3 separate regions of the Homo sapiens genome follow, and all the other regions are linked to region 2. Evidence: chromatin contacts called from ENCODE Hi-C or POLR2A ChIA-PET data. All regions are on one chromosome and are shown on one strand. The core of a region is the stretch at or near the end of the contact, and the rest is flanking DNA. Distances in the headings are between cores, read along the strand shown.

What was found. Hi-C counts contacts between places; a loop is a spot of excess contacts on that map. ChIA-PET counts read pairs that join two places held with the same protein, here RNA polymerase II (POLR2A). Pooled maps may share reads with other maps.
Region 1: a loop to region 2 is called in a map with no recorded cell type, with 10 times the contacts of the local background. The contact joins the promoter of ATF3 here to the promoter of MIR29B2CHG in region 2. A Hi-C loop is called at or near these places in 1 of 168 maps with a recorded cell type or tissue (mammary epithelial cell), 1 of 37 single-sample maps with no recorded cell type and 9 of 50 pooled maps.
Region 3: a loop to region 2 is called in a map of B cell, with 21 times the contacts of the local background. The contact joins the promoter of PPP1R15B here to the promoter of MIR29B2CHG in region 2. A Hi-C loop is called at or near these places in 2 of 168 maps with a recorded cell type or tissue (B cell and ascending aorta) and 6 of 50 pooled maps. POLR2A ChIA-PET finds 5 or more read pairs at or near these places in 1 of 52 experiments (K562).

What each region holds. Positions count from the first base shown.
Region 1 is chr1:212,607,375-212,610,074 of GRCh38, forward strand. ATF3 (activating transcription factor 3) reads left to right here and starts at 1,387. Exons shown (of 4, transcript NM_001674.4): 1 at 1,387-1,556. RefSeq lists enhancers at 55-1,012, 1,013-1,970, 1,709-1,768 and silencers at 1,049-1,258, 1,879-2,018, 2,029-2,208.
Region 2 is chr1:207,821,441-207,824,140 of GRCh38, forward strand. It overlaps MIR29B2CHG (MIR29B2 and MIR29C host gene), which reads right to left and starts at 1,263. Exons shown (of 6, transcript NR_135299.1): 1 at 764-1,263. It overlaps LOC148696 (a long non-coding RNA gene), which reads left to right. Exons shown (of 1, transcript NR_026817.1): 1 at 1-1,156. RefSeq lists an enhancer at 954-1,133 and a silencer at 1,274-1,453.
Region 3 is chr1:204,410,540-204,413,239 of GRCh38, forward strand. PPP1R15B (protein phosphatase 1 regulatory subunit 15B) reads right to left here and starts at 1,278. Exons shown (of 2, transcript NM_032833.5): 1 at 1-1,278. The coding sequence starts at 872. RefSeq lists enhancers at 255-1,089, 396-545, 806-1,505, 1,516-1,565 and a silencer at 1,024-1,470.

The DNA.
Region 1 (2,700 bases), core at 137-2,636, 4.8 Mb after region 2:
CCACACTTGTGTCTACAAATAGTCATCCACGGGCAGTCAAGAAGGTTCCTTGGTTCTGCCGCTCTCTGAGCAGAAATTGTTGGGGTCGGGGAATAAGAACCAGGAAATCGTTTTTAAGGTTCAAACCCAGTTCTGCTGAGGTCTCAGCTCGAATCTCGGACCACGGGGCCCCGCCTTTCCCGCCACCCTGGCTTGAGGGCAGAGGGGATTTCTGCTGCGGGTTCCGCCTGTGGTCATTGCGTCCCCATTCCGGGCCGTCCGGTCCCAGTCCAATCGGCTCTGGGAGCAGAAGAACACGTGAAAGCTGAACATGGGTTTTCCCTAAATATTGCCTGAGAGCGGGGCGACCCCCAGGCCTGGGCAGGTTCGCGGACCCCAAAGCACCTTCTCTTTCCCCCTCCTCCTGGCCGCTGGCTTCCGCCCCCTCCTACCCTCCCACCGGGTTGCCTCTGATTCCTCCTGGACTCCGATCTTTTCACGCTCTTGTTGGTTTCACTGACATGTTCTTGTCAATTTCAAACGCTTTGTGATTGTAAAAAAAAAAAAATCGAACCGATACGGTCCTACCACTCGCCCTAGTTTCGGAGCCCGGAGCTGTCCTGCGTGTGCGTCCATGTGGAGTGTCCGGGGCTGCGGGCTCGGGCGCACGGTGCCAGCCGAGGGCTGCCCTCCGCTTTTGTGTTAACCGGCGGGCTTCTCGCGGTCCCCGCCGCAGAGGTCACACCCGGCGGGTAACGGCGTGGATACACCGAAGGGTGACTTTGGACACCTTCCCCACACCACAGACTAACGCTTCTGCCCCTACTCCGCCCCTGCTAGAGAAGTAGGAGGCCAGTGGGGGAGGGGGTATTTTCCTGAAGCTCCAGAAAATGACCACGCATTTTAGAGAAAGGTCGTGCCCGCTTCCCAGCCTCACCTAGTCTGGGCTGGGGCCGGGACCCGCCTCCCCACCTTCCCCGCCCCCCCCGCTCTTCAACCTAGCGGAGGGACAGATGCCAGCGCGGTGGAGTCATGCCGCTGGCTTGGGCACCATTGGTCATGCCTGGAACACGCAGCAGCGAGTACGCACATCTGGCGGCTATCCCGGGCGGCTCCGGTCCTGATATGGAGAGAGAGGGCGGGCTGGTGTGTGTCTCAGTGAGCGAGGCTGGGGGAACGCGCCTGGGCTGGCTCCTCCCCGAACTTGCATCACCAGTGCCCCCTCTCTCCACCCGCCTTCGGCCCCGCCTTGGCCCCTCCTCCACCCCCCTTCCTCCGCTCCGTTCGGCCGGTTCTCCCGGGAAGCTATTAATAGCATTACGTCAGCCTGGGACTGGCAACACGGAGTAAACGACCGCGCCGCCAGCCTGAGGGCTATAAAAGGGGTGATGCAACGCTCTCCAAGCCACAGTCGCACGCAGCCAGGCGCGCACTGCACAGCTCTCTTCTCTCGCCGCCGCCCGAGCGCACCCTTCAGCCCGCGCGCCGGCCGTGAGTCCTCGGTGCTCGCCCGCCGGCCAGACAAACAGCCCGCCCGACCCCGTCCCGACCCTGGCCGCCCCGAGCGGAGCCTGGAGGTGAGCGCTGGAAGCCGAGGGAGTGAGCGCGACGAGGGCTGCTCGCCTTCATTCCCTTCGCGCCCCTCTAAGTAACCAGTCCGCCGACCCCTGACCCACCCCGGATCCGCGCCCCCAGCCTCCGGCTTGGAAATAACTCTGGCTTAAACTTCTTCTAAGCCACCGCTGCTCCTCGGCGCTTCGAAAAGTTTCCCGCAAAGCGAAAGAACTAACTTTCTCTTTTGACTTGGGGCGCGAAAGGTTCCTGGTGACGGAGGTCGGGCGTCCACTCTGCCGCCAGCCTCGAGCGCCGCTTCTCTCCGCCGACGGCGCTGGCTTGCCCGGCTGGGAGAGGGCGTAAGGTGGGTGGGCGGGTGCGTTGGGGTGTCCGAGGCTGCCTCGCTCGCCGTCCCGCTCCATCCCTCGCTTCGAGACACGGCACTGTGGGAGCCGATCCTTCCCGGGTGGGGGGGGGGGGGCGCAGAGAGGCACGAAGGCCGGAGGCTTGCGGGAGGGCTGCCCCACGCGCCGAGAGGAATGAATGGGGAAGGGGCGAGAGGGCGGGAGGCGTCCCGGGCGCGGCCGCTGGGGGTCGCCCTGGGTACCCCGCAGCACTGGCGGCAGGACCGTGAAGGCAACCCCGAGAAAAAGTTAGCTGGGATAAGCTTGGAAGTGGCGAGCGCTGGTGTCGCGCTGTCCCGGGGCGGAAGACGGGGAGGGCTCCCGGCAACGGCTGGTGTCCGGACCCCGAGCCCGGGACTCCCACACACCTGGGACTCTCACTCTGGCTTTTCCTTCGGCGGGTCCGCGGGAGACCCACCGTGGCGGGGAAGCGAGGGTGTGGAGCCACTTGTGCAGATATTTGAGAGAATGGCTTTGTGGTCTAGTGCCAGGACTCTGAGCGCTTACACTGCAATCGATGTCGTTGGGCCTCAGTATGCGGAGCCGGGAAATAAGGGCACATGGGCAGTACCGGCCCCCTCTGCGTGTTGGAGGGCACAATGCAGTGGTTGGACCAGATAACTACTAAGGTCCTTTCTGTCTGGAGATTTTCAGATTTTGGAGTGGTGTAGTGGGGAGAAAAGGAGCCAGTGAGGGGACTTGAATGGGGTGGGTCTCTATCTAATGTCATTCACCAGTGTCCAGACAGTGGGGGAAAGGGGAC
Region 2 (2,700 bases), core at 13-2,512:
CCAGTGACAAGGGGAGTAAACTGTCAAAACTACCTCCCAACCAAGCCCCCGATAATCATCACATCTTTTCCTTCAGAAACATCCTCTCAAAAATCAGATGGGACATGAGTGAAAGAAGGGTGCCACCCCCTCCACCAGAGAGGCCCTAGGGGCCATAGGTGGTATGGGGCACTCAGAAGGATGTTCTGTAGCCTCTTCCCCAAGATGAGGCTAGAAAACCACCACTTTTGTCCTCAAGCTTGGCTCCTGCCAGTAACTAGACAAGAGTTAGCCCTCCCAGGGATTGCAGTCCTTCACTGCTACCCAGTCAGACCCTCCCCAGCTCTATGGGCCCTGGGGAGCAAGAAGGTAGGGTTGCAAGGAAGGGCCGAGAAGGCGCGTGCCATGCCCTCAGTTATGTAATAAGAAGGGCGGTGCTCGTCCTAGGCCAGAGACCCAGGGCGCACTGCGCTTCCAGATGCGCAGTCACGGGTGGGGGCCACTGCGCATGGCGCAGGGCTTGGTAAACCCCCTCCCCACAAACGTGAGACCTGCGACAAAGACAGGTTAGAGAGCCGGGACCCTGATTTTTCGAGGCCTCCCTCCCCCAACCAAAGGCGGACAGCCTGCTGCCCTAGTTTTATTCTGATTCTCCTCATTCCCTAGACTGACAAACCTTTCTAACCCGGGGCCTCCAAACCTCCCGTCTCCCACTGACTTTTCTGGAAATCCCACCAGATGCGGAGTTTCGAGCAATTTCCTGGGGTCAGTCCCCCATCCTCACCTTTCCAAGCACCACGTAGTAGTAGCTTCCAGAAGGTAGATCTTTCCCATACTGGGCTCAGCTCACAACTGGCTCTTGAGGGCCTCTGGACAGCCCCGGACGTCAATGCAAATCTGTTGTCCCCAGGGAGTAGCCCAGAGTCAGCAGGAAGCCCAGGGTGGTGGCAGTATCAGCAGCAGCAGCTCTGCCCTACCTTGCCCATGCGTTTCCAGGGGAGCCAAGAATTATTTTGCCGCAACACTGAGGTGTGGCTGATTGGAAAATTCCCTTTTCCAACACCAAACTACAGAATAAATATTTTCTTCCAATTTGGTCAACCCTCTGCATACCCATCTCCCTAGCATTCTTCCCTCTAAATAAAAAGTTTTGGGAGCCCTGAGCTCTTCCTCCTTATAGTGCGTGAAATTTTAAAAGGCATAGGAAGAGGCTTCAACTGGGCAGTCAAAAGCAGGCATAGACACAGGAGCCTACGCACACCCCTAAAGAGATTTTAGAAAGCTGCTGGGCTTCTCCCCGCTCCCCTTTAAGCAAGTGAAATGCAAATTCAGATTTGATACCCTGCCCTGAGCCAATCAAAAAAAGCTTTTCACCTGCCATTGGCCCACCCACCAATCAGAGGAAGTGTCTGGAGGGAGAGCCCTCCCCTGGCCAATGGAAGGCCAGCTCAGTCACTTAGTTAATGATGCAGCAGTACAGGGAAGGCCATCACATGTGAACTGGAAGGGAGCCAACATGGAGACACAGAGAGCGCAAGGTAAACAACTTTCCAACGCCAAAAGGATGACATTTAATCTCTAAATGCTAGCTTCCCTTCTTAGCTCATCCTTAACCCCTCTCAGCTGGCCACAGAGACCCCAGGAGCCTCACTACCTGTCCCCATAGAGCTCCTAACCAGATGCAACAGTGACTGCGTCACCATTCCCCACTTTTCCCAACTACGCAGTGACAAACCTACCAGCTTTACCCCACTTCTCCCAGCCCACACCCCACCCTGGCCACTCGGCTCCCCACCAGCCTCAGAATCCCAGGGCCAGACCTTTCAATAAGGCAACCCCTGGGAAAAAACTGTCCCTCTGTCTTCCTTTCGGCACTTCTCACTCCCTTACCTTCCACATAAGACCTGCACGGACAGACAGATGGACGCTGACACCCAAACAACTTGGAGAACCAGTCTGTCTGTCCACTAGAAGGAAATAGGGTAAAAGCTGGGAGGTCAGGTGGGAAGCAGGGGATGGTTCACTCCTCTCACCTCTACCCTGGTCAGGCTTGAGCAGCTGACACTAGGGAAAAGAAATTAAAGTGGGAAAAAACCCTCCCTCAGAGAAATAAATAGCAAAAATCGAGAAAGAAGGTGAGAAAGACAGAGCACCCACATACACAGAGACAGCGCCCCTGATCCCAGCAAATACATACGTGGGGGAAGAAGGGGGTTACGCCATCAAGTCCTGAAGCCCGTCGGACCACCCATCGCCGCCTGCGCAGACCCAAATCTTGGTCCCGCCGTAAGGTGCCGCAGTCCCGAATGTTCCAGAATTTGGTCCCATCAAACCCTCCACCGTCGCCCCACAACCTCTTGCTCCCACCCCTGCCCCCCACCACCACCCCACCTCCTCCCCACGGGAACCGCCCGTGCCACCTTGCGTGTCATCTCCTAGCCTAGGCTACCCAGAGGCCTCTGGCCCTGACAGATCTCTGAACGCTCAGCAAGTGAGCTGGCAGAACCTGGTGCCCGGTGTTGCTATGACTTGTTTCTTGATTTCTCTCTCTCTCTCTGCTGCAGCACGGCTGTTGCTAGCAGACCTATCGACGGAGCTTGCTTGCTCGCTCGCTCTCTCACTCTCTCTCTCTCTCTCTCTCTCTCTCTCTCTCTCAGCTCTGTGACGCAGATCTAAATTCTCCAGTCTGCTCCTTGTGTTGCAAGAGCAGAACTGCAGCTT
Region 3 (2,700 bases), core at 28-2,527, 3.4 Mb before region 2:
GGTAGGCCTTCCGTAGAAAGAGGTGGACATCCCTGCCACGAGGCCGGAATGAGTTCTGCACTCAGCGGCTGGGGATGACAATGGTCCTCTCTCAGGCAGCTGCTCTCTGGGGTTAGTGTCTGGAAGCCGACTACCTCGCTATTTCCATCACTGTTCTGATAGCTGACTTCTAGCCTAGGAAAGCAGTCCAGGTAGGAAGGGTTCAGCAAATAGGATACCACACTGAAATTGTCTATGCGTTGAATGTTTAGAGGCCCAGAGGGCGAAGAGCCAAGTTCCCGGTTAGAGTACAGACGGGATTGAAGGCTACTGGGCAACAGCTCCACTCCCCACAGCTGCTGCTCTAAGAGAAAAGCCTGTGCTGCAGGGTCCAAAGCACTTCCCTTGGCCTTAAGCTCCAATTTTAGGTCTGGGGGCGAGTATTGCCAGTGGATCCCCTCCTCTAGCCAATCAAGGGGACTGGTGACCGAGGGGTCTGAGGAGTCGAGCTGCAGCGAACTCAAAGATTTCTGCGCTGTGGGGGCGGCTGGTTTCTCCCGTCCCTTCAGGGCTCTCAGGGCGCTGTAGACTCCAGCAAAATCTAGCCATCTGGTCGGAAACATTCCACCGAAAAGTTGGCTCCAAATTAGCACCTTCTGAAGCAATCCGGGGAGCGGCGCAAGGAGCTGGGAGAGCAGTTTCGTCCAGTAACTGACCCGAGTCTCGGGCTGGGCAGAGGAAAGCAGTGTGGGGTTCCCGGAGTTTTCCGGGCCAAGAGGCGTCGGGAACTTAGAAGAGCCTGCTTGCGATCGCCGAGGGAAAAAGGGTGGCCAGAACCGGAAGCCCGCCCGAGGGCCAAGCCGTTTCCGCGATCCGCCTGTCCCCGGCTCCATCTCCTTTTTCTTGACAGTCTCTCAGGTAGGGCCGCGGCGCTCAGCGGCTGGAGGTCGACGGGATTCGGAGGAAGCCTACAGAGTCTCGGCCTTGCCCAGCGGTGGCGTCGCTGCTCCAGGCCGATCTTCGAGCCAGCAGAAAAGCCACAGAGGGCAGCGAATGCGGCAGCGGGCGGCAGAACACAGGGAAGAACAGCCCGCGCAATAGGCGGCGACTGATGCGACTTCCATCCTGGCGGGGAAGGAGGTTCCCTAGTCGGCTCGACGCTTCAACACCATGGATAGGAGTCCCCCCACGGCCTCGGCGATGGTTTTCCGACTGACAGAGGGTTGAAAAGCCCCTGAGCAACGCGATACCGGAAGGACTGGGTAGGCCGGCTGGTGCGGTGGAAGCGAAGCCCAAAATGGCCGCAGGGCCCGCGCGCCGGCAGGACACCCCCCTAGACGCCGGAAGAGACGCAGGACTGTTGGGCGTCTACGTCCCTAGCGCCGCGCCGCCCAACGTCACTCGCAAAATCCCCGGGGGGCGGGCCTTTCCGCCCACTTCCGTGTGGCCGCCGATTGGTTTTGCCAGATTTCCCTGTCGGCTTCCTTACTCGAGGTAGAGCCGCACGGCAGCGTGAGGTTGCATCAGCCGGGGCGGGGGGGGGGGGGGGGGGGGGGGGGGGAATGCACGCATGCGCAGTCGTTTCTGTGTGGTCTCCTAGGAGACCGCCCCAACAGCCCTCTAGGTTAAAGGTCTTGGGGAGGGGAGGGGTTTTCAAAATAACCCGAGAATTTCCCGGAGGCGTTTTGATGGCCTAATACACACTGACGTGTGTACAGTCATCCCCTCTCATGAAATGGGGATTAGTTCCAGGACCCCGTAGACACCAGAATCCGCAGACGGTCAAGTCCCTTATGTAAAATGGTATAGTGTTTGCATATAACCTGCATACACCTTCCCAGATATTTAAACCATCCCCTAGATTAAGTATAATACCTAATACAATGCAAGTGCTATGGAACTAGTTGTTATACTGTATTTATTTGTATTATGTTTTATTATCTTTATTTTTCCCGAATATTTTCAATCCATGGAAGGTTGAATGCCCCGCGGGCCAACTGTAGGGTTATCGTAGTCTTAGATTTTTATTATTTATTTATTTGAGACAGGGTCTAGCTCTGTCGCCCAGGCTGGAGTGCAGTAGTGCGATCTCGGCTCACTGCAGCCTCAACCTCCTGGGCTCCAGTGAGCCTCCCACCTCAGCCTCCCGAGGAGCTGGGACTACAGGCTCGCACCACCACGCCCAGCTAAATTTTTTTTTTTTTTGAGACGGATTCCCACTCTGTCGCCAGGCTGGAGTGCAGTGGCGCAATCTCGGCTCACTGCAACCTCCGCCTCCCGGGTTCAAGCGATTCTCCTGCCCCAGCCTCCCTAGTAGCTGGTACTACAGGCGTGTGCCACCACGCCCAGTTAATTTTTTGTATTTTTAGTAGAGACAGGGTTTCACCATGTTGGCTAGGATGGTCTCGATCTCCTGACCTTGTGATCCGCCCGCCTCAGCCTCCCAAAGTGCTGGGATTACAGGCGTGAGCCACCGTGCTCGGCCAATTTTTGCATATTTTTATAGAGACAGGGTTTCGTCGTGTTGCCCAGGTTGGTTTCAAACTCAGCTCAAGTGATCTGCCCGCCTCGGCCTCCTAAAGTGCTGGGGTTACAGGCGTGAGCCACTGCGCCCAGCCTGACAGATATTTCAGGGTTCTCCTATTGTTCAGTACTATGTAGACCATCAACCTGAGATCTTATGTAAAAGTTGGGCAGTGCTGCGTACATACATGTCTGGTG